Regions from separate parts of the Homo sapiens genome. Here all the other regions are linked to region 5. The links are chromatin loops, found by intact Hi-C in ENCODE. Cell type or tissue: PC-3. All regions are shown on one strand.

Region 1 (5,000 bases), 300 kb after region 5:
ATATTACTTATTTTCTATAAAAGTTGGCTGACACATATAAATAGATATTCTAAGCTCCTAGGATTTTTAAATATAATCAAAATATTGACTGTTCCTAACATGCTATAAAGTATGCAAATATTTTAAAATCAATAGAGAGTTTTTATAATTTATTTATTGAAAGACATTGAATTTAAATAATAGTGTGAAAGTATAAAAGGTAAATTCCATGAGGTCAACCTATACTTAATAAAATTATTTTTACATATATATTGATTTTTACTAATTTAGTAATCTAAGTAAACCCATACTCTCAGCTCAACATTTTAGCTATTTCTAAAAATAGACATGCAGAAAATCACTTTTCCATGAGTTCAAATTCCAGTTTGAACTATGTTAAGAGCTTTTCCCTAATTCATGTTGACTGACTATTTGAATGGACATTTTCTAATTGTTTTGTATCTTTTAACTGTTGCACATGATTTCAGAGTACAAATCTCAAAAGAGATTTCACATCTGTTCTCTGTTCTTTCACTGGTCTTGGCCACACAGATCACATTATAACAATCCCTGCCCCCAAAACGTACATCAGGGATGTTGCTATTTCATTTGTAAGGTTTTAGGTGAGCCACTCTTACATCATCCAGGTTTGCCTTAGCTGGTTACGTAAGAGGCCACATGGTGAACATAATCCAAGCTTTAAATACTTCAAACTGTAAGAATAAATAATTGTTTCTAAGTGAATGACAGAAGTTGGTTTTTTTCTCTCTCTCAATCTATCTTTCTCTCCAGGAATTCCCAATCAAAATGCAATGGTTTCATTTTCTTTAATTCATCAGTTAGGTCATTTTTGGGTCTGTCTATAAATTTCAATGTAGGGTTACTGCTTACAGAGTTGAGCTTCTAAATGGAAATATTTTTATAAGCAGGTTGACCACCCTAACTGATAATTCAATTTAAATGCCATACCCTAAACAATCATCAAATGAATTCAAGTCAGGGAAAAAGTCCAGATGCTCCAGGAAGCACTGGGGGATCTCTCTCATAACTAACATTTGAACCCATACCTCAAATTTTCAACGGAAGCATGGCTTTGCCTAGAAGTTCCTGTTACCACAACAATCATCTAGTAAAACATTTTTCATAAAATACTTTTCAGTAAAAAAATAAACAAGTAAGACTATATGAATCTTATATCTATGTCTCAGAAAGGCAAGCACTTCTAATAACATCGAGGCTACACTCAGATCCACACATATGATTATTTGACTGATGTTATCATTCAAATAGTCCAAATAAACACTAGCCGCCCGCCCCCCCCCCCCAAAAAAAAAGCTTGTTGCTTTATTTATTTTGCTATAAAAGTTTCACTTAACTTCTACGTGTTTGCTTACATGGACCCCTCAGAGGTTGTCAAAATTAAGGTATTTGGGATCAGGGCTGGGGTAGTGCACATTCTGTCAGCTTTAATTATAATTTTTGAAACACGCCAAACTCTTTTGTAAACCTCTTTGTTCTTTTTCTTGCATAGGTTCTTGGCTACTTAAATGTAAGCTGCATTAACTAACTGAATCATTCCCATGTCATCAATGTATAATTTGTACCCCTTTTCTCAATTTTCATTTGCCTTGTTGTAGAGATTTTTAAAGACATTATTTTCCTGAAATTTTATTCCAAGTGTTTACTAAAATCCTAATTGCAAATGCAACCTTCTTTATAATTTATACAACTGCTTTACCATTACAATATTTACGCAATCTAATATACCCAAGATTATTTTATCTTGGTTTTACGTATATGTATGTATATATACACACACATACAAACACATATGCACATAGGTATTTAATGATTTTATGGATTATATAGATTATCTTAGAGCTTTCTATAATGATCTTATAAATATATATTCAGTTGAGAAGAAGTTTAATATAAGTCATTCAAAACTTAGGATCTATTGTAGTGCCTTACACACATTCTTTGACAGTAAAAAATCAATATAAAAAAATTTCATTCCCTAGCGCCATACCATTGTTGAACTTGTTTTTTCTTTGTACATTTTAGCTAATTACATAAGAATTTTAACTTCACTGATTTCATAAACTTTCACATTACATATTGTATAGTGCATATAAATAATGTATTGGTTAAATTTAAAAGAACTTTTGTGTACACAACTTTCCACTTGGAATTGTAAATGGTTTCATTCCTCCTATTCCATACTATGCTACTGCCACCATGTGGAATAGTCAATGAACTAAATTCCAGATGCTAAAGTCCACAGAGATGATTGATACCCTGCTTCTTCAGATGTTTTTTTTTTACTTCTTTAAACTTACAGTTCTTGTTTAACCTTAATTTTGGAGTTATAGAAAAATAAAGTGATTCCTTGAAATATGTACAATTTAAAACTTAAGGTAAATTACCTTCTCAAAGATGTGTATTTGTACAGTTCTTTTAAGCACATTTGCATGATCTTACATAAAAACAAAATGACATACAAAAATAACTCAAAATGCTTAACTAGTAGTCACACAAGCTAAATATTTCATCTTAACTCTCACTCAAGCAAATCACTTACATTAGAGGAGGTCTACATCCAGGCTAAGGCGACTTTTGTGGAGAAAAAATTCCTTTACTCATGCCTAGTAGTATATTTATAATCACAACACTAGGTTCATATAACAAATGCACATGAAAACTTTTCTGTTGTGAGTAAAATGTTCCTAGAAAAGTAGCTAATTGTTTCTCAACATATATGATTTTATGTAGGCTCATCTTTCAAAATGTTTGCTTCTATGAAATTTTCATCATAGAGTCACACAAGACATATACAGTAACAGATGGCTTTGACAAATATTTTTCATAATGCTGGAGTACAGGTCTTCAACAGAAATACTGTGGGAAGCTAGTATTGAATAAACGTTGGATTGGGCTTTAAAAGTTCCAAGATTATACAATTTAGCTTCTATTGTAGTGTCTTACTCATAAATGAAAACAAATGTTTGTTAAAAACAAGTGAATAGATGCTTGAGTGGTTTCTACTTCTTACCAGAGGGTAAGAAGACTTTGGTGTTATCCAACATATCAGTAAGTTCATTACAGTATGTGGTAAGAGCAGGACCAAAACTGGGCTATTAGTGTCTTGCATTTTGCAATTTGGGCTGTTTCACTATACTTACATCATCATACATTCTTAATCTTTTTATTTAATATTAAATAAGCAGACATCCTTACTGGAGGTAAACAACTTTTTAGGCAAAATATACTTAGTACACTTATTTATGTACTATATTATTCCTTGAAAATAAAAAAAATTCTTATAATTCTGGATTCACACATAGTTATATAATTGTAAAAGCAATAGTAATTTGGGGAGCAGACTTAATAAAATTGAACTTAAATCCAGGTGTGGTGGCTCATGCTTATAATCCCAGCACTTTGAGAGGCTGAGGTGGGTGGATCACTTGAGCTCAGGAGTTCAAGACCAGCCTGGGCAACATAGTGAGACCCCCATCTCTACTAAAAATACAAAAATTAGCTGAGCATGGTGGCTCACGCCTGTAATCCCAGCTACCCTAGGGTGCTGAGGCAGGAGAATCGCTTGAACCCAGGAGGTGGAGGTTGCAGTGAGCCTAGATCACACCACTGCACTCTGTCTGGGCAACACAGTGAGTGAGATTCTGTCTTGGTGGGGTGGGGGTGGGGTGGATGGGGTAATTAACTTAAAAATTAAATTCGTGGACAGGTGCAGTGGCTCATGTCTGTAATTCCAGCACTTTGGGAGGCTGAGGCAGGTGGATCATGAGGTCAGGAGATCAAGACCATCCTGGCCAACATGGTGAAACCCCGTCTGTACTAAAAATACAAAAATTAGCTGGGCATGGTGGCACACACCTGTAATCCCAGGTACTTGGGAAGCTGAGGCAGGAGAATTACTTGAACCCGGGAGGTGGAGATTGCAGTGAACTGAGATCACACCACTGCACTTCAGCCTGGTGATGGAGTGAGACTCCGTCTCAAAACAAAAAACAAAAAACAAAAAAAATTAAATTCCTATGGCTTTTTCATAGTTATAAACTTACATAATTTTACTTTTAGTTGTTTCAAAACTATTTTTCTTCTGAAAGGAACATTATAATTCCAATAATTAAATTTGGTATTACAGCTCTGGCCTACTTGATTTGAGAAGACTTTTAAGTAAGAGCAGTTTTGGCTATTTACAATGTATTACTGATTTGTTCCTTATATCCCACTGATTTGTAACTTTATCCTACAGTTCTGACTTCTGCTAATCTGTTTTTGTTTTGTTTTGTTTGAAAACTAAAATACTTGTCTTCAATTAAGAGTTTTCCAAAGCCACAGGGTCAACCTATTTTAAAAAGCCATAGGAATTTGTTTCCCAGCAGAACCCAGTTACTGGAAACTGTCACCTCAACAATTATCAGTTACCCAGAGTTCAACTTTAATTTACAATAGGCAAATCTCCAAAGAATAATGGAAATTAGTCTATGAAGAAAGCCAATAAAAATAAAATAAAAACTTCAGCCTTCGAATCATGTTAGAAAAATGAAGTCAGAAATAGGTTATATTAATCTACTCTGTGTACTAAAATTTTTGGCATTAAGCCTATGAAAATACTAGATTGGATGGAATATTTTAGGGTAAAATTCTAATGTGGTTTCCATAATTCACAAATACATCAGAATCCAGAGCATTTGACTAGCCTATATCTCCAGTTTTATAGCATTATGTAATAAATAAAAGTGTCCAAATTCACCTTTCACACTTTATTTTATAAAGCCCAAGGATCTGAAAGTTACTTGCAGCCTGCAAAGTTTTGGTGATCCACCTTAGCCTATGAAAGCTGTAAGGAGCAGATCCCTGTGGGGAAGTCTTGCTGTCTGACTTGAAGGCAGGCTCCTGGGTGGGCAAATTATGATTAGCATAGCCACAGAGCTGCTCAGAGAAAGACACAGACAAATGGCCAGTCAGGCGCATTCTGCATGAGGTTACGGAAT
Region 2 (5,000 bases), 230 kb before region 5:
CCTTTACAGACAAGCAAATGCTGAGAGATTTTGTCCCCACCAGGCCTGCCTTATAAGATCTCCTGAAGGAAGCACTAAACATGGAAAGGAACAACCAGTACCAGCCACTGCAAAAACATGCCAAATTGTGAAGACCATCAAGGCTAGGAATAAACTGCATCAATTAATGGGCAAAATAACCAACTAACATCATAATGATAGGATCAAATTCACACATAACAATATTAACTTTAAATGTAAATGGGCTAAATGCCCCAATTAAGACACAGACTGGCAAATTGGATAAAGAGTCAAGACCCATCAGTGTGCTGTATTCAGGAGACTCATCTCACGTGCGGACACACTTATGCTCAAAATGAAGGGATGGAGGAAGATCTACTAAGCAAATGGAAAGCAAAAAAAAAAGCAGGGATTGCAATCCTAGTCTCTGATAAAACAGACTTTAAACTAACAAAGATCAAGAGACAAAGAAAGCCATTAGATAATGGTAAAGGGATTAATTTAACAAGAAGAGCTAACTGTCCTAAATATATATATGCATCCAGTACAGGAGCACCCAGATTCATAAAGCAAGTTCTTAGAGACCTGCAAAGAGACTTAGACTCCCACACAATAATAACGGGAGACTTTAACACCCCATTGTCAATATTAGACAGATCAACAGGACAGAAAATTAACAAGGATATACAAGACTTGAACTCAGCTCTGGACCAAGCAAACCTAACAGACATCTACAGAATTCTCCACCCCACATCAACAGAATATACATTCTTTTCAGCACCACATCACACTTATTCTAAAATTGACCACATAATTAGAAGTAAAGCAAATGTAAAAGAACAGAAGGCCCAACAAACTGTACAATCAAATTAGAACTCAGGATTAAGAAACTCACTCAAAACGGCACAACTACATGGAAACTGAACAACCTGCTCCTGAATGACTACTGGGTAAATAACAAAATGAAGGCAGAAATAAAGATATTATTTGAAACCAATGAGAACAAAGACACAACGTACCAGAATGTCTGGGACACATGTAAAGCAGTGTGTAGAGAGAAATTTATAGCACTAAATTCCTGTAAGAGAAAGCAGGAAAGATCTAAAATCGACACCCTAATATCACAATTAAAAGAACTAGAGAAGAAAGAGCAAACAAATGCAAAAGCTAGCAGAAGACAAGAAATAAGATCAGAGCAGAACTGAAGGAGATATGAGGCACACACAAAAAAGTAATTCACAAACTCACAATTTCTTTTTTCTTTTCTTTTTCTTTTTCTTTTTTTTTTTTTTTTTTTTTTTTTTTTTTGAGACAGAGTCTCGCTCTGTTACCCAGGCTGGAGTGCAGTGGCACAATCTTGGCTCACTGCAAGCTCCGCCTCCCGGGTTCACGCCATTCTCCTTTCCCCTGCCTCAGCCTCCAGAGTGGCTGAGACTACAGGCGCCTGCCACCAAGCCCGGCTAATGTTTTGTATTTTTAGTAGAGACAGGGTTTCACCGTGTTAGCCAGGATGGTCTCAATCTCCTGACCTCGTGATCCGCCTGCCTCGGCCTCCCAACACAATTTCTTTAGCACCAGTCTTTAGAAATGACTGTGGGAATAGTTCAATTTATTGAGAAATACCTTTCTCCTCTTGCTTTATTTGGTGTTGTAACTCCTTCTTCTACCTTAGTTATTTCTATGCAGAGGTAATTTTCTAGTTGTAGAGTTAGTCACTGATGGACGCCACCTGATTATAGCAAGAGAAGGACTAGAATCATCATGTTCACTAGCACTAGGTTCTTGTGTCAGAGCACAGGACCAGGTTTCTGGAGGCTTCTATTCTGCCAGCAGAGCACAACATTTTTCAGTCACCAATGTGAGGTACAAAGAATGGGGATGATCAATGCCTTAATTCAAAAGTGTGATACATGTTTGACAATGAACAATTTATAGGTTGAAAAAAAAAAGATGTGGCAAGAAGTTCCATGTAATGAAACTTGAAAGCTTTTTAACATTCTGCTTTATAAAAACAGAAACATGAATCGTATAAAAACTGAACTAGTTTTAGATATTTCTTAATATAACATTTTCAAGATAATTTATGTAGAGCATCAGTCTAAGTGTATATTTACATTAACATGTAATAGAAAAAAGGGGATCAGGTCTGATCATCTTGTAAAGAGTTATGTTGGTGGTTGGAAGCGTGGAATTCAGACAAATAGATTATATTATGATTTGATGACAAATTATTACTTTTCTCATGACATTGTATGCATAAAAATATGCATTGTAAGAAATCTATGAAAAACTATGGGACTTCAATTCAATAGAATTTCTCCCTTAGGGTGGCATATATAAAGATTCATAAGAATAAGCAGAAGTATAGTACGCTAAGAAATGGAAATGTTATGAATTTGTAAGTGAAGTTTCTTTTAGTGCCACTAGATGGCATATGTTAGCTGTAAATCTCCCTTGAATAAAGTTTAAGATTTAACGTGACTTGTTTCCCCAGAGTATCCAACACATTTTATTTTAAATATTAATGGATTTTTATATGTTTTCTCAAATATATGACACTCAATACAATTAATAAATAATTGGAAAAATATCACATGATTATTTTTATATCAAGTTAAAACAAGAAGAATTATGTCATCTGCAAACAATTTTGTTGTCTTCCTTTCTAATTTGAATGTATTTTAGTTCTTTTTCTTGCCTAATGGTTCTAGCTAGGATCTCCAGTACTATGCTGAATAGAAGTGGTGTTAAGAAGCATTTTTGTTTTGTTTCTGGTGGTAGAGGAAAAGCTTTCAATTTTTAACCATTTAGTATGATGTTAGCTGTTGGTTTGTCACATATAGCCTTTATTATGTTGAGGCAACTTCCTTCTATACCTAGTCTGTTAAGAGTTTTTATCATTGTCAGGATGGCTGCAATATGGCGGAGTAAAAAGTCTCAGGCTACACACACTCCCCCCACCCCTTGTAAGCTTATCTAGCAATTATCCATAGACCAGAACATCTTCTTCAAAAGCCCAATATTGGAAACGAGCCTGAGACAATGTGGTACACATACCTAAGTGAAAATTGAGTGAGAAGGGTCAGAAGAATGGTCTCCCCCCCCGCCACCACGAAGTTGGCACAACACTGGTTGAAGAGCATTACCCTGGACCCATAGTTTCTGCAGTGGGGAAAGAGAACTGGAGGCAGTCATTCAGCTTCCCTAGCATTTTGAGATGCTTTCTTTCCAGGAATCCCGCCTGTCTCACCTCATAGGGAAAGAAAAGGGTAAAGGCATGGCTAGACCACCTGGGGTCAAGTAGAAACAAAGAAAGAAGGCAGAGGCCACAGTGACTAGCATATGGATCTGTGTGGCACCTCTGTGTTCACACCAGCTGCGGTGCCCAATCAGAGTTACCAGCCAACTTCATAGCCCACCCAGAAAGCTGAACTGATCTTTTTCAGAAGCACAGTGGGAAGTTCAGCCTTGCTTGAGTCCCTAGATGGCTAGCCTCCATGGCCAGGCACACAGCCTACTCTAACAACCCTGCCCAGGTAGGGAGATGCCCCCCTCTGCGCATTTTGAGAATCACACAGGCTAGATATCTTGGGTCAAGCAGTGGCTCCACTCATCCAAAAAGCTTGCCTTATAATCCTGCTGAGGCAGGGAGACAGCCACATGCATACATTTCTAAGAGGCACAAGGGCTAGACCTGTAAAACCTAGGAGTCCAAAGAGTAAGTAACTTAGCTCAGCCAAAAAGCCTGCCCAACAACCTCCCGTGTGCATTTTGCAGGAGTGTAGGAACTAAACCTGCTTGACGCAGGAAGTCAAGTAGCATCTTGACTCAGGCAAAAGTCCACCCTACAGCTCTGACCTAATGGAGGCAACCCTTAATCACACATTTTTAAGGAGCATAGGCTCTTGTCTTGCCCATCACAAGCAGCAACTTTCAAAGCCCAGCCTGAAGCCCTGCCCAAGTGCAGATTCCAAATAGTAAAATTGCCCAGCCAAGGAATACATCTTCTGACTACCCTGACCAGAGAGCATCACAGTACCAAGCCGGCAACTCTTCCTAATAGCGGAGCCCAACCAGTAGCTTCCTCTAATAGCAGAGCCCAACCATTGGTCTCTGCCTAACCAGTGGTCTCTCTGGACAGCAGAGCCCAGCCATCAGAGCAAAGGCAGTGGCCCAGCCAACTAGAGAAACCACAGCAAGTTCTGCCTGGAGTTGTCAGCCCTTTCAGAATCACAGGCTAGACTATTAGTGAAGGTCTGTTCCTACAATGAACACCTGTAAAGGCCAAACGAATGGACCATTTCTTCAAATGCACAGCAAATGCAAGGACACAAGTATTATAAAGAATCAAGGAATCATGACACCTCTACAGAAACTAATAAAACTGCAACAGCCAGAGGCAAGAAAAAGCTAAGCTCAAGCCCAGGACATATAAGTATAGTGGAGCTCCAATGAAAATTTAATTCTCATGGATGTCAGCTCCACCATGGTCAGGATCTTCATTATAAAGAAGTGAATCCTGGAATCAAGACGTCTGAAATGAGACACTTGATAAACTTGAAACTCAGACTTCTCTGAACTTTGTGGGCCTACAAAAGTGGCCTATTCCTCCCTGTTAAGAACTAGTGCTACCTACTGGCTTGAAGACAATCCCTTGCAATTTTACTTTCAGGTCATTCAGGATGAACCTCCAACTCCTCTCCTGGATATCAGACCAATAACTAGGATCAAGTCAAAATATAACCCAACTGACAAAGAGCTGATTCTATGGGGGAAGGAGAGCTGTGCACCAAAGAAGCTGCAAAACCTAGCTAGAGTGTACCAGCAGAAGCTGGGAGAGTACATATGGGACTAAATCCTGAGGGTGTCCAGGTTGAGGGATCTAGAGTTCTGGAACATAAAATTAATAAGGAAGAATTTATCAATATGAATATTGATTAATACCCTAGCACAAACCACAAGAAACAGTGTTAACATATTCCTGGAATCTTGGAAAAATG
Region 3 (5,000 bases), 240 kb after region 5:
CTTTATTCCTTTCTCATTACTCTTTAAAAAATCTAAACCATAGTAAAATTCATATGGTTTTTGCCCCAAAGTTTTCTTCATACAGCATGCGTTACCAGTGGCTAAAATCTTTTGAAGTTACTGTTGCTAAACTCTTACTCTGCCTTTCTTTCCCCATTCAGAACCTGGGACAACTAATTGCATACAGTACAAGCTTAATAATTTTTAATTTATTAAATTTAGAAGTACATGTTTCAAAAGAAAATGTTCTGGTCATTTGGCTAAAAGGTTTTTGATCTTTTTTTCTGAATTATAGCCATCATTTAATTTCCTTCAAAATGCAAATCGCTGGTGAAGACAGCCATCAAATCATGGACTAACTTTTGAATTCAGGTAAGTCTGTACTAAAGTTACCACCAGCAACTTTGAAGACAATCTATATTTAAAAATTTTTAGGCATGTAGATACTGCATAATAATAGGAATAATGCCCCTAGCAAATAATTTGTTCTCCGACATGTCACCTTAACACTCTTACACATTAACTCGTGAGATAGGTAGGTAGTAGTATATTTATTCAACTCTTTAAATGTAGACAGATTATGTACCCAATAATATGCTTTATAAATTGGGTTTGCATAAAATAATAAATTTCTCAATGGACAGAATTGGCTTGCTTTACTTCTTTGATTAATAAATGTTAGCTTTTTGAGTCTTCATAAACTTGTTATCAAAAAGTCTTGTTTGAACACTTGAGTTCTGATGAAGTCCTCATGGTATGGAGCTTCATAACTGTTTTTGTATAATCTATATCCTTCCGGACTCTACCGGGTATAAGGGCCCCTTGGTAGGCTTTGGAGATTATACTACCATTCTACCTTGCTTGTGAGCAGAACCTAATCCAACAGAAATTGCTAGTTTTAGCCAGACTACATTGGAGCATAGACCATAACCTTTATGGTCCTTAATGTGGGAAACAACTGCCAACTAACATTTCAGTATTTTTTGTAATGATTTTTTTCAACTTAATTGTTTCAGAGAAAATAATACTTCCTTTGATATCATTATATCAACATTCAAATAGCACTAAGTGGATTCACTGTTCTATACAGATAACTGTGTTTTTAAATACTGAAAGCATATTTTGTTAATGTAAAATATACATCATCGATATTATGTATTCCTTTGATACAATAATATAAAGGAATCTCAAATGTTTTCTTTTTGGAGATCAGAAGGATATAGATTATACTTCTACAATTATGAAGCTCCATACCATGAGGACTTCATCAAAACTCAAGCAAATGAAAAAGCTAACATTTATTAATCAAAGAAGTAAAGCAAGTCAATAATTGTCCATTGAGAAATTTATTATTTTATGCAAACACAATTTATAAAGCATATTATCTGGTACATAAATATCCTAGTTGAGTCCATGGTGATATATAATTATTGCCATGATAGATTTATAATTATAGTTCAAGGAAAGTACCATAATAGGAAAATGTTATTTTGGTGGGGGGGGGGGGGGGTGGTGGTCTTAGGTTAAAAAGATTTTAAAGTCACTGTTGCTATATATATATATATATATATTTTTTTTTTTTTTTTTTTTTTTTGGAAATGGAGTCTAGCTCTGTGATCTAGGCTGGAGTGCAGTGGCACAATCTCAGCTTACTGCAACTTCCACCTCCTAGGCTCAAGCAATTCTCCTGCCTCAGCCTCTGGCGTAGCTGGGACCACCATGCCCAGCTAATTTTTGTATTTTAGTAGAGATGGGGTTTCACCAGGTTGCCCAGGCTGGTCTCGAACTCCTGACCTCAGGTGATGCACCCACCTCGGCCTCCCAAAGTGCTGGGATTATAGGCTTGAACCACTGCACCCAGCCGTTGCTATAAGTTTTTAAGAGAAAGGTAAAAAGAGAGCTGGCCTACTCAAGAGCAATACTTACATATTTTTTAGTGTAACTGATAACCTATAAATCTTATCTAAAAATTCTATGATTGACAGAAGTAAGCTTTTGAATCAAAAGGGAAAATAAGGACAATTATAGAAATATAATTTGATTACACTTTTCTTGTGTAATGGTTGACTACCTATGAACTTCTTTCAGGAATTAATAATAATTCAAATAATTGCCTATATATCAATTTTTAAAATGTGTATATGAAGATATTAAAGCAACGTTTCCTTACTTTGGCGTCTTTTGCCATGAAAACTATTCTTTTATTATGCCAGAAGACTTGTGGTTATTTTCTGAGACTCCCTCTGCTATTCTACTCCCCACCCTCTATCACCCCTGCCTGTGAATTCACTCCATTCATAGTAATGGCCACATCTCCATCTAGTGGCTTCCTAATCAATGACTACTTGGAAACCAATGACAAACACAACGAAAGTGCGTGCTCTAGTAATACATCATGATGATTCCAGAGCATTAGAAAAGAAATTGCAAAACAGTAAATGAAGAACTAAATGCAAATCCAAGACCCAAAACATCTCTTTAGTAGTATTGAATAGAGAACTCAGAAATTTCTTAAAAGGTTAATTAATAATTTTGGGCTAGATAATGTATATTAAATAAAATGAACTTAGAAACTAGAAGCACTTATTCTAAAATATTTCAATAAGAATATTTTGAGAGTAAAAAATCTAAAAAGTTATTTAAGTCAGATTTATTTTAAAAAGTAGAAAAATCTGAAAGGAATTGAAAGAGTGCATTAAATTTGTGTTAGCATCTTTTGTAAATAAATTGAGATAACCACCTCTAAAAATTGTCATTAGGTAGTTCTCATAAAATACCATGAAGCCTGTATATCTGTCTCTGTAATGACAATTTTTACACAAAAACTTTATGAAAAATGATTTTTACATAAATATTGAATATGTTTCATTTAGGATTAGAAATGTACATGCCATTTGAAATCAGCTATTTACAAAACAACAACATTGGTCCTGAGATTTTAATAACCTGGTTTCAGGAACATTAATATCGCAGATTTAGGAATATGGGTGATTTTCTAGAATTTCAAGCCAAAAACAAAAACTAAGAAAAATTAGAGAAAGTGACTGACCATCCACACCACATGAAAACTTGCAGTAAAATGAAGATAGGAGCTGACATCATGGTACAGGCACGACTCGTTGTGCACTTAAGTTGATCCTATTAATAACGGGCAAAGTAGCAAGTATAGGAAAAGGAAAGAAAACACAGAAGACATACAAGATGAGATTTCATGCAATTTGCTGGCAGTTAACGTGAGTCTCCATCCAGAGCAGATTCACAGTGACCATTGCAAATAAGCATTACCAAAATAACTCCACTGCTAAAGAAACACAAGATATTATTAGCACACCAAGCTACTGAGCAACAGTTGTACTTTCACACACAACCCATTTATAGGAGCTTCAATTGCTGAACATTTTTGTCTTGGTCAAATCCTTTTAATGGCTTGATCATAAGATATAGCCTCCTAGAATAATATTTTGGGCAATAGGCTTTTAAGTCACTTTTCAAGTTCATCTGAATTTAATATTTCTAGTGTCAAAAAACTGGTGACAAATAGTTGATGAGCGAAGTTTCTCTAATGAGTGACATGACCCTTGGCCCTTCATAAAACATTCTTTGGGGGAATAATTTTACATGGGCAACGTGCTGAAGTTGCAGTAGACAGAATAACAGGAGTCCGCCTATCTGGACTTAATATATCTTAAAAAGAAAAAAAAAACGCTTAGTTGCAATGTTGAATTACTCTCCCTAGCAAGGATCAATAATCCCTCACAGAGATAACTGGGATTGACTGGCTAATACATCTTTCATTTTTAGTCCCCATTACTGATTTTATTACTTCTTTGTGCTATTTTTAATTTATATTATCTAATTGCATAATATTATCTGTGAAAATGTTTTGTCCTTTCTGGGACAAATGCAGCTATGTATTTGAGTAGGTAAACTAAATAACTCAAATAATTTATGAGATAATGCTTTACAAGTTTGGATATTCATTGGTGTGTGCACACACTGAAGAATCAGAATTAGGAAGTATTGTATTTAAAATTAGTTAAAAAGAGGTAGACAGAGATTTTTATGTAGACTTCATCTTTGAGAATAGATTAATATTTCTTAAGAATTTTAAAAGCATAAAGCTAATGTAGTACATACTGATGACATATTACCTACCTTGTATATAATCAATACACAGTAAATCAGAATAGTATTTATTAGAGAAAGATAGCTGAACTATAGGAAAAGTAGTAAGCCATCTTTAAGTGACATATATTAAATATGATTTGTAATATTTTATCAAACCCTATGTAATTGACCTGGTCTAGTTTCAAACACTAGAAAAAGAAATTAGTACAATTAAAGGAAATAATAGAAGTCTAATATGTGATAGCATCAGAAACCATCCAAAAGAAACTAGAACTCTGTAATAATAAGACAATGGCTGTATAACAGGTTTTTCAATTCACACTAGAACTCTGTAATAATAAGACAATGGCTGTATAACAGGTTTTTCAATTCACTGAAGACAAATATAACTAACAAAAATATAATAAAATTAACTTTTATATCTTCAGGATTGGAATATAAATGGAGGCAACAAATATACCATAATTAACATTTACTATGAGTTAAATTGATTGGAATTGTGTTTGAAAGCACAATTTCTGTGGGAAGGACATATAAAAGAAGCAACTGTCAAGTTTATGCTAACCATGAAAACTACTGAAATGAAAAAAATCTACCAGCAAGTATGTCATGTTAATGAGAAAAACTATGGTTAAGACATTACGTTTGAGTTAAAATTGCAATTTGTATCCTTGAATTCTTGCGGACAGTGACCATTAATTTATAGTATTTTAATCCAGTAGAAGTGTGATCTTACCAAGACATTGTTATCAAAGCAGACATCAGGCCCTTTTCGGTATCTGGGTTGCTTAACCATGTCACAAGGATTTGGACCGTCAGCTAAAAGAGACTTGTTAAGGAATCTCATGTTAGTTTTTTTCACATGATTAAAA
Region 4 (5,000 bases), 54 kb after region 5:
GCTACCCATATTTTTTATTTTAAAGGTTATTAAAAAAAACTATCAAACTGGCCATCTAAACAAAGGCGCACCCTCCTTTGATGACAATTTTAGAATTATCCACTTCAGGAATTATTCACAGCATATTTGTAATTCCCAACTGGACTCTCCTTGCCTGCCAGCACTCTTGGGCTGCATTCTGCCTGTACTCAGGAAACACAGTCATTTCTACATTAGGCAAAGTGAAATATAATTACAAATGTATGTCTCCTGCCAAAAGTTCATAATGCATGCCGAAAACAAATAGACACTGCCTACGGTTGATCTACTGTTTGGGTTTTCCACACTGCGTTCCCCTTGCGTTAGCACAGATGAATTCAGGTAACCAGATTCTACTTAAGAACAGTGACATTTTAATCTTTAAAAATGAAAACCCTCAAAATATTAGCCATTATTTCAATTTAAGCTCAAAATCCCCTAAACCAGCAGTCATCTGTGAAGCATTTTTTTCTTCTTCTTCTTGAGATGGAGTCTTGCTCCGTTCCCCAGGCTGAAGTGCGGTGACACAATCTCGGCTCACTGCAACCCCCACCTCCCAGGTTCAAGAGAGTCTCCTGCCTCAGCCTCCCAAGTAGGTGGGACTACAGGTGCCTGCCACCACGCCTGGCTAATTTTTTGTATTTTTAGTAGAGACAGGGTTTCACCTTGTTAGCTAGGATGGTCTCAATCTCCTGACCTCGTGATCTGCCCGCCTCGGCCTCCCAAAGTGCTGGGATTACAGGCGTGAGCCACCGCACCCGACCCTGTGAAGCGATTTTAACATGACACATGTCAAGCATGATAACCTGCTTGATTTGAACTCACTGCTTTTTCACTTCTTCAGAAATCTTACCTAAATGCTTTCAGAGTGACCCTTTCCAAACAGTGTCATTTTCCAAACGGGCCACTTCACAAAATAAAAGAAAACCAGGTGGGTTGAATGATTTTCCTTTGCATTTAGAAAATTCTTGAGTTTTTTAACCCTTGTACCATATCAAAAACTAGATCAAAGGTCTGATAAATGTCATATTTACCATCTCAAAAGATACAGCCAGTTCTCTTTTTTATATTGTAAAAAGGCCATGTCTCCATCTGGGCATTTGTTCCCACTCTTTTATTCCCCTGCGCCTACCCTTGATATTCACTGCCTTCTCCCGTTGGCACCTCAGCCTCTACAATGATACAACAAAATACAGATGTTTCCTCTTGCCCTGATAACAAGAGAAACTTCCCAGAGCAGCAAACGAGATCTCTAAATCTCCAAGCAATATGAACTTTCAAGCAACTCCTCCCCAAACGGCAAATCCAAGGGAGAAAGTGGGAGACAGAGATGGGCAGTTCTGCAGCTTTAATCAAAGTCTCCGTGCACTGCAGTTTCAAAGGGCAGGCATCCGTACCCAGAAAGAATAAGATCTTTAAAAAGAGGCTTTCTCTTTCATTTTTATGATATGCAAATACTCAGAGTTTATTCTGCCTCCTCAAAATGAAAACCTGTACAAAGTCGTAATTTGGCTCCAAATGTTGACTAGGTGATGTGGAGTAGTGCATTATCATGAAAAATTGTTCTCTGGAAAAGGATGACTTCCTGCCGGACTGACCATCACTCTTGCCTCTTCAGACCAGACCCTCTCTTTAGCTTTAAACTTGTCCAAAGCAGCCAAGTTCAGCCAGTATTAGCACTTCCTCCCTATCTCATAATCCACAACTATTAGGCTAAGTGGGACGGGGCTTGGGTTGGAGGTGGAGGGGAGTTGAGGGAAAGTTAATTATCATTTTAAATGCTATTCAAACAACAACAAAAAAGAATGTCAAAAAAAGCATAATGAGAGCTTTTAGAAACCTATACTACATACTGAGTTCAGAAAGGATGCTGGGAATAGGGTAAAAAGAGGGTGTTAAAAGGAATAGGGAAGGTTAGCAGGAGAGTTAAATACTAATACTAATAATGAAGAAGAAGAAGGGAACTAACCTGCATAGGGGATGGCGATGGGGAGCAGGAGGAGATGCAGGAGGACATGCTGCAGCAGCAGGGCTGGCAGGAGTTTGGTCACCCACATGGTGCTGCTGGACGGGCTGGCGGATCCCTCTGGAGGAGATGCCTGGGTGAAAGAATCCTGTTCGGAGTCAGTGCCTAAAAGAGCCAGTCGGCTCTGAGCTGCTTTTTATTGCGATGAGCTAAGTTTGTTGTGTGATTAACTGGAAAGATCTAGGTCTGAACTCCCTCTTACGGTAAGAAACTGTTTAACAACAGCCCTTTACTCTCTTCCAGCCCCCTCCTTTCCTCACTCGCCCCCCCTTCAACAGCACCAAACAGATCCCTGCAACCCCCCCCATTCCCCGCCTCCCCCCAACCCCACGCTTAGGAAAGAAACTTACAAAGAAAAGGTCACCTGGCCTGAGGCCAGCTTCAATTTGGAAGCTGGAGCTCCAGATCCCAGTGGCTCCTATCCGAGTAAGGAAGGGAGGAGCAAGGCTGAGCCCAATGGCTAAATCAAGGCACAGGCAGGGGACCAATTCGCTCAATTTAAACAGGAAAATACATGTGTTTATATATCTATTTGGGAAAAGAGGAAGGGGAAGCAGCATAAGAAGAAAGCGAAGAGCTGTCTTTCAGCCAAATGTGCCCCAGCTCCTAATCTGTCTAGTTTTCCTGCTAGAGCAACTGAGGGATTCAAAACACTGACACAGGTTCTCTAGGGGTTTAGAGACCTGGGAGAGGTGGGAGCGGGGCCAGGGAGGAGAGCCCAGGCACGTCCAGCCCAGGTAGAAAGAGGTTAGTTAAGAAAAGGGTGTGGTATTGTGGGGCCAAAATAAGCAAGCAAAACAAAAGCACGCAGATTGTCAGATGAAAAAATTGCCCCTGCCCCATGGGCTCAGAGCAGGCAGCTTTTTTTTTTTTTTTTTTTTTTTTTTTTTTTCACAAACTGCCAAACTCACGAAATACCACACATTTACCCAAAGTATACAAAATAAACTTGTCTGATCTGACTTTTTAAGAGAAAGTCCAAGAAACAGTCATTGTCCATAGCCTGTCCCTGACAGGTAAATATGCCATGTGGACTTGTACAGGCACACACGTGCACACAACACATTCACACATGTTGGTGTGTATGTACGTATACACTGGTTAGGACTGACTTTCACCGGAAATCCCTCAAGCTGTTTGAATTCGTGAGTACTGAATATGCCTCTCTTTTCCAGCTTCATCTGCCTGTACACGACAGCCAGCTTCCCAAAGTGTAAGTGGAAAGATGAGGAGCTTGTATGGGCATGGGGGGACTCCTAGGTATCAAATCCTTGTGAGATCATTGCCCAGACCCCTCACTTGATTCAGAGAATTTGTCTTTGCACCCAGAGGTGGATGCTCTGGTAACTTTAAGCAAGAGCCTGCTTTATTTCTAATGGATGCTGAGGGATACTTGCCCCTGTATCTCTCTGAGATGGATATTAGTAGAGAACAGTGCCCCTGTCCACAGAGGAAAAGAAAGCAGGCCAAATGTGGGAATGACTAGAGCGGTGGGTAGCTGTACAGAAGTGATTGTGGGGCTGAATTAAACTCATCCACAGAACAGCCTTCCCTCCACATACCACCTTCATTTGTCCTCCAGCTCCCTTACCCCCACTTTCAGGGAAAAACAACCTGCCTGATAAGTCCCTGAGGTTGTGGGATATCTAGAGAAGCTAGGGATTAAGAGAATTCCTTTTGAGGGATCTATTTTATATGACCCGTTTCTATTGCTAATCCTTCTCTTTTATCATTTTCTCCTTACTTAAAAATCATTTGTCAGCCTCTGTCTGGTGTCCCCAGGATCCATTTTACTTTCTTTTTACTGTTCAGTAGACTTTTTGGGAAATCTCAGTTCAATGCATAGCCTGACCGTGACCCTGAATTGCTCCACTGCATCTCTTGTGCTTTATTAGGGTGTAGGGGCTCAGAAAAATGATACCCCAAATGAAGACCTCAGAATCAGCTCTCTCTGACCTTCTCCTGCTCTCCAGTCTCCGGCCCTTCATTCTCCCCCAAGGCGAGGCATAGAAACTAGAATCCCTCTTTCCCAAGGTGGCTCCTAGAAACCAGAACCCTTTTTCCCAAACCAGCCATAAAACCTAAGCATATCACTCTAACACCTCAACTTTCTGTGTGAAATCTGGCCATAAAGACATTATCTGACCTACCTTGTTTGATCGTAGCTCATAAGACCCCATTCCAAAGAAGGTCCTGCCCCATACCCAGAAGGAATGAGTACTGCACAGAGATACCAGGAAGAATCTCACCTTGCCAGGCGTCCCCACTCAGTCTGTTAGCATGAGATCATATTCCTTTTGTCCAGTTGTATTTCTCCACACCTGCCCACACTTTGTTGAACCTAAGCATAAAAATGGACAATTTCTTTTGTAACTTTGGGTCTTTGTTCTAAAGGCTCTCGGGTTGTGTAAAATTATGATCAAATAAATGTGTATGCCTTTTCTTCTATTGATCTGCCTCTTGACAGTAATTTTTTTTTTAGCAAACCTTCAGAGAACAATGGAAAAGTTTTCCCTTGGCCCAACAAGGGATTAAGGCTGTTTTTAAAAGAAGTTAGATTTTTCTGTAAGTAAATTCCTGTAGGTAAGGAAAGAAAAAGAACAGTGTTTCTATTTATTTTTTTCTCTCAGAAAAAAAAACTAGAGTCAGGGTTGTAAATTATTGTTATAAGTTTGGAGCAAAATCCATCTGAGATAAGGGGTTCAGGACATTAGAAAACTGAATAAACTTATTAGGTCACACATTTTCGTGACTTTTTTTACTGTCACATTAAATATGGTAAATACAACTTAAAACCTATATAATTTATATATTCATATTTCTTGACAAAAATTATTTGGTCTTTCTTTACTGAAATTGTTGCTAATATACACTGAGATCTTAATGTATGCTAAGCATCATATTACATACTATTGAAAATTATTTCATCCTTACAGTAAGTTTAAGATTATTAAAA
Region 5 (5,000 bases):
CTTCTGTTGCATGCCTGGAGTAAAACTTGAAAAACTACTTTCTATGCCTTTTCCATTTCACTGCCAAATACTATTCTCACTTTTCTTCCTTTACTTTCACCACTGTCTATACTACACTATCTATACCACACTACTTTCAGACTCATGTCTACAAAAATATATGTGATACAATACTTATTTTTTATTGGTTCAACTTAAATTTGAAGAAAGAAAACATGTCAATGATAAAAGTTTTACCTACGGAAGGGTAGGGGTGTGTGTGCGTGTGTGTGTGTGTGTGTGTGTGTGTGTGTGTGTGTGTGTATGGCCTCAGAACCAAACATGGACTTTTTCTGAAAACATAAAGAAAACTTTCTCCCACTCTTCTTAAAGCTTTAACTCAATTTCAAAAGTTTACGAACATCATGTATTTCTCCATGAAGAAATCGATGTTCACATTCTCATTTTATATATTGTTAATATATACATATTACATGATTATATTGCTTTGTAATTATTTCCATAAATGTCTCCCTTCTATACTATGAACTATTTAAAATTAAGAAGAAGTGTTTGTATTTTTATAAACATAGTATGTTATATATGGCTTTGTACACAATAGCAGCTCAATTAACAATAATGAATGAACAAATAAAAACAGAGATGGAAGTTAAGGTTTTGACTCTTTACTATGCAACAGACACTGTTCACAATAGTCCCATATAATAGGTACTTTTATTATAAAATATTGCAAATACAAATATGAGTCCTAAGTGGGTTTGGTAACTTGCCCAAGGTACTTAAAAGTGATGGGTCTGGCATTCTTAGGAAGTCTGGATTGAAGTTCTTAACCACTACGCTCTTGGTAGTTAAGATTTTTCTAAAATAGTATACTAACTGTGTCTGTGTATACTCAATCATATAGGCACCTCTACATTTTTATGTTTGCATATTTGATAAACTTAAAAATATGTAAAATATTATTTTGTAAGCATGTTAAAAAAAAGAATAAAAACCTTTACATGTTTTGTAAAAGAATTTTACAGTGTGAAAATGATTTATACAGTCTCTGCAGTTATATAAATAATAAGAACTCAAATCTTCTAAAGATAAATATTATCACCCTTTCACCAGGGAGAAAATGTAAACAAATCCTGGCTATAAATATTAGTTAGAAAAATGACACTGTAAAAATCTTTATTAAAATTAATTTGTGGTATACATTGAAATAAAATGATTTATCTGCAATAGTATTTAATCAAATACTAGTAACCCCCTCAAGTCTTTCAACAGCACATTACTTTTAGTTTAAAAATATTAGTTGAAAAAATTTTTTGAAAACTTGTAAATTATTAGAGTCCTGGCTCCCTTGGTTTGTGATTATAAATGAAATCACAGTGCCTTGAGATACTATAGGGCATTTCACTCTTAACCATGCATATGTGCTAGATAGAGCTGCTGTGATTTTTAAAAATCTGGAAATCTGTAGAGGAAGCAAAATAACTTGTTTTAGAAGGCAGATAATTGCCTTTTTCCTTCTTCCTACACCATTATATATTCTATGAGCCTCCATTAGTCTTAACCATAGAGACTTAACAAAAACATAGTGCTATAAAACTGTACTTAGAAAAATAATAATCTTTTAATAATTTTTAAATATTTTTGTATGGCATTCTCTGAAAAAGTAGGTGTGTTTCTTTTAGTATTAACATTGAGCCTATGCCAACCTTAATATGGGAAAAGTGAAGAACATTAGGAAAACAAATTAATTTGAAAGGCTATGATCATGGCTGATAAAATGAAAATAAACTTATTAGAAATGCCATTTATTTGCAAACATATAATATATTTAGTTATTTATTATTATACAGAGTTTCCCAACCTATTAAAAATAGATGGAGCAGCTCCAAGTCTTAATTATAGGTAGACTTGATTAACATCATATTTTAAAAGTTTGCCTTTAATGCTAGAATTTCATAAAACATGACTGCTGTTTCCATTTAAGGTGAAATTTACCTCTTTAATTTGACATAAATTCTAGAAAAACACAGACTTCTGTTGTATTTCATTTTTTAAAAGCAACATTATTATTTCTTCAATTTAATCTCTTTTTAGAGTAGATATTTTTGCTGCTGTTCTCAAGGTACTTGCTACTACTAGCTTGTCTCACAAGAAAAACATTCTTAAAACAAAGTTTTTATCGAACTTATAAAAGTATTTCCTTTCTAAAGAGAAGGTGGTTTAACATTGTGGTAAAGGATGTTCGTTGTAAACATAGAGTTACAGATACATAGTATAGTAAAATGGTCTCTTTCTACTGACACAGCTTTATAAAAAGGCTTTTTCACTCAATAACATATTTAAGACGTACTTCCATCTCAATACGTATTACTAGACATCAGTGGTTACCAGTGGAAATGATTTTGCCCTCCAGGGGACATTGGCAATGTCTAGAGATAGTTTTGATTGTCACGACTTGGGGCAGGTGTCATGCTACTGGCATCTAGTGGATAGAGTCCAGGAATACTACTAAACATGCTACAATGCACAGAACAGCATCTACCCCAAAATGTGGGTGTGCGGAGGCCCAAAAATCCTGATCTATGTCAACATTATTACTGCTTTTGATACATTTTATCAAACTAACTTCCAAGCAGGATTTTGAATTCACACTGTAAGTAGCATAGAATTGAGACAGACTGATTACCCAGGTCCTCACTAATACTGGATATTTACAATCATTTTATTTGCCAACCTGACAGGTAGAAGTGACTTCTCATGTCTTAAACATTTTTTTCCTACGAATATGTTTTAATGTCTTTTCATTTATTTATTAGCTATATTTTTGAAGATTTATTTTCTACTTTTTTCTCCTGAATTCTCACATCTTTTTCTTACTGATATCTAGGGACTTTTTAATATGAATTATACCAGACATGTATTTTATATGAACTATGTCAAACATGTATTACATGTTTTTTATATAACTTTTACTTTATACACTAATATCTTTTTAACAAAGCCATCTGGGAATCAGATAACTGGGTGGAAAACTCCAGGCTCTTCTTTAGTCTTAAATTAAAGAACTGAGAAGGAAATAGAAGTACCACTAGTTCAGATCTGCTCACGGCTTTTTAGTGGGCTGGGAACTTTGCTGAGAGCTCTGCTATATTCAGAAGCTGAACAGGTAGTATTGGTATTGGGGGGTGGGGAGATCTTTCTAGCCCAGTCATATTAGAACTGTGGCCAATTAATGCTTTCGGAATCCCAATGGAAATCTTCTGAGGGAAGAGAATCTCCATTAAAATGTTAAAATTTCTTCTTATCTATACGAGAGATGGAGAGAGAGAAAGAGAGACCATGTGGTGTGTCTGTGTGTGTGTTGTGTACATTTGTGTGTGTTGCTCTCTGGAGAGCTTCCTCATTTGGGAATAAATGCCAGACCACCTATATTATTTACAACTTTTAGATGAAATGTAGTACATTTAAAATATTTCACAAGACACCAATCCCTAACTGTACTTACAACGAGAAATAGGGCAATAATCCCAAGGAATGAGTGGATTTCCCGTGTAGCACCAGGGTCCATGAGCATCATCATCTGGATTTCGGCAGTAATTCTCATTCAGCTTACTTGCATCTGGTTCCCAGAAGATATGACTGTGGAAACAACAGGCCTTGCACATCACAAGATGCTCATTCCATCCAAGAGACACAAAATATTACAAAAAGATATAATCTCAGCACATTACTTTCACTGTAGATACAGCATAACCTTTTACTTGGGATGAATTTTAGCTATTTTGTTTGAGGTCTGTTTGGTTGCTACTGTTGTTCCTACACTTTAGAAGCAGATTCTCTAACTTGGAAATATGGAAGAGGGCTCCATAATTGGCATATTAGGTTTTGTGATTTTGCCTCTATTTGGTAATCCCAGTGGCATGGTAATGATACTTCTGTGCATAGAAATAAGAAAAACATTGTCTAAAGCAAGCAGATGGCAAAGATTAAAACTATAAAATACATAAAAAATACAAGCTATTATACAAGTATTTTTTTACATTTTAGATACAAATGAAGCATCACTAGCCATATCACTATGACAGAGTACAAGAAGATATACTGAAATGAATAATGTGTTAATTAAATAATTAAAATTCTAAATTTTACTGATCAGTTACAAAATATTATTTTGACAGATAACCGAGCAATACTTTATTTCTAATTCACATCTTAACTAAATTTATTACAAAAGAAAAGCAAAGATTGTAAATTTACTGTAAATTATTTTATAAGGCCATTTTCATTCATGTAACATCAATATTTACATTTACCTCAATAACATGAATGAAGTCAATTCTACATGGCCACTTTGACTGATCATAAAAGTCATTAAAACTATTCATCTTACTGAACTTGTTTCCAGTTATTAATTGCTACCATGCTTGAATATAATTAATGTGTCATTTTAAATAAAATTTTAAAAAGCTTGAACATGGAAACTTGGACTATATTTCCAGACCAAGTTTCATTTTTCTGGACCAAGAATAACAGTAAACACATATAGTACTTATTACATGCCACATTGTGTTGTAGGTTCTTTGTAGATATAACCTTAGACCAATCTTATGAGATAGTCTTTAAGGTTATGCCATATTACATTTGTGGAAATTGAAATCCAGAGAGGAAAACTAATTGGTGTAATGTCACATGACTTGCAAACACTAGAGCTGGGGTTTGAACCCATGGCTATTTCAAGAGTCAGTGCTCAAAACCGCCATGCTCTGTCTCCTACTTACAAAGTTTGTCCTTAAGCCAAAATGGTACCATGTGACTTAATCCTTGATCAATTTCCTACAAATTGTTTCCAAAAGTCAAACCTAAACTTGATGAATTAAGTATTATTAGAGACCCATTGATAGTTTCTAAATAAATATATCACATATTTTCAGTGGTATGCTGGTAAAAGTTTACCAACTGGTACTTTGAGGTATGTGTACGGTGAGGATGAAGATGAGGAA

Evidence for each region. Peaks named below come from ENCODE experiments on the same cell type or tissue, not always from the same donor. Only the 100,000 strongest peaks of a DNase experiment are listed, where the experiment ranks them.
Region 1: a loop joins it to region 5, with 11 times the contacts of the local background. A loop is called at or near these places in 13 of 110 quality-filtered maps.
Region 2: a loop joins it to region 5, with 5 times the contacts of the local background. A loop is called at or near these places in 18 of 110 quality-filtered maps.
Region 3: it touches region 5 in a loop (8-fold over the local background); 7 of 110 quality-filtered maps call a loop at or near these places.
Region 4: it touches region 5 in a loop (4-fold over the local background); 2 of 110 quality-filtered maps call a loop at or near these places.

What each region holds. Positions count from the first base shown.
Region 1 is chr7:82,015,319-82,020,318 of GRCh38, forward strand. The region is part of intron 12 of CACNA2D1 (calcium voltage-gated channel auxiliary subunit alpha2delta 1); the gene reads right to left. The region is part of intron 1 of CACNA2D1-AS1 (CACNA2D1 antisense RNA 1); the gene reads left to right. Among named protein-coding and RNA genes, the nearest start is that of CACNA2D1-AS1, 8.6 kb to the left of the region's middle. In PC-3, CTCF peaks have their summits at 2,221 (motif pointing left) and 2,425; no DNase peak of the experiment used is centred here.
Region 2 is chr7:81,480,367-81,485,366 of GRCh38, forward strand. No RefSeq gene overlaps it. Among named protein-coding and RNA genes, the nearest start is that of HGF, 290 kb to the right of the region's middle. In PC-3, a CTCF peak has its summit at 2,417 (motif pointing right); no DNase peak of the experiment used is centred here.
Region 3 is chr7:81,954,411-81,959,410 of GRCh38, forward strand. It overlaps CACNA2D1 (calcium voltage-gated channel auxiliary subunit alpha2delta 1), which reads right to left. Exons shown (of 39, transcript NM_000722.4): 38 at 4,865-4,947. Among named protein-coding and RNA genes, the nearest start is that of CACNA2D1-AS1, 52 kb to the right of the region's middle. In PC-3, a CTCF peak has its summit at 2,315 (motif pointing left); a DNase peak (open chromatin) is centred at 2,321.
Region 4 is chr7:81,767,897-81,772,896 of GRCh38, forward strand. It overlaps HGF (hepatocyte growth factor), which reads right to left and starts at 2,151. Exons shown (of 18, transcript NM_000601.6): 1 at 1,988-2,151. The coding sequence starts at 2,075. In PC-3, no CTCF peak of the experiment used is centred here; no DNase peak of the experiment used is centred here; H3K4me3 peaks cover 457 bases.
Region 5 is chr7:81,713,727-81,718,726 of GRCh38, forward strand. HGF (hepatocyte growth factor) reads right to left here. Exons shown (of 18, transcript NM_000601.6): 11 at 3,506-3,639. Among named protein-coding and RNA genes, the nearest start is that of HGF, 54 kb to the right of the region's middle. In PC-3, a CTCF peak has its summit at 2,459 (motif pointing left); a DNase peak (open chromatin) is centred at 2,445; H3K4me3 peaks cover 475 bases; H3K27ac peaks cover 615 bases.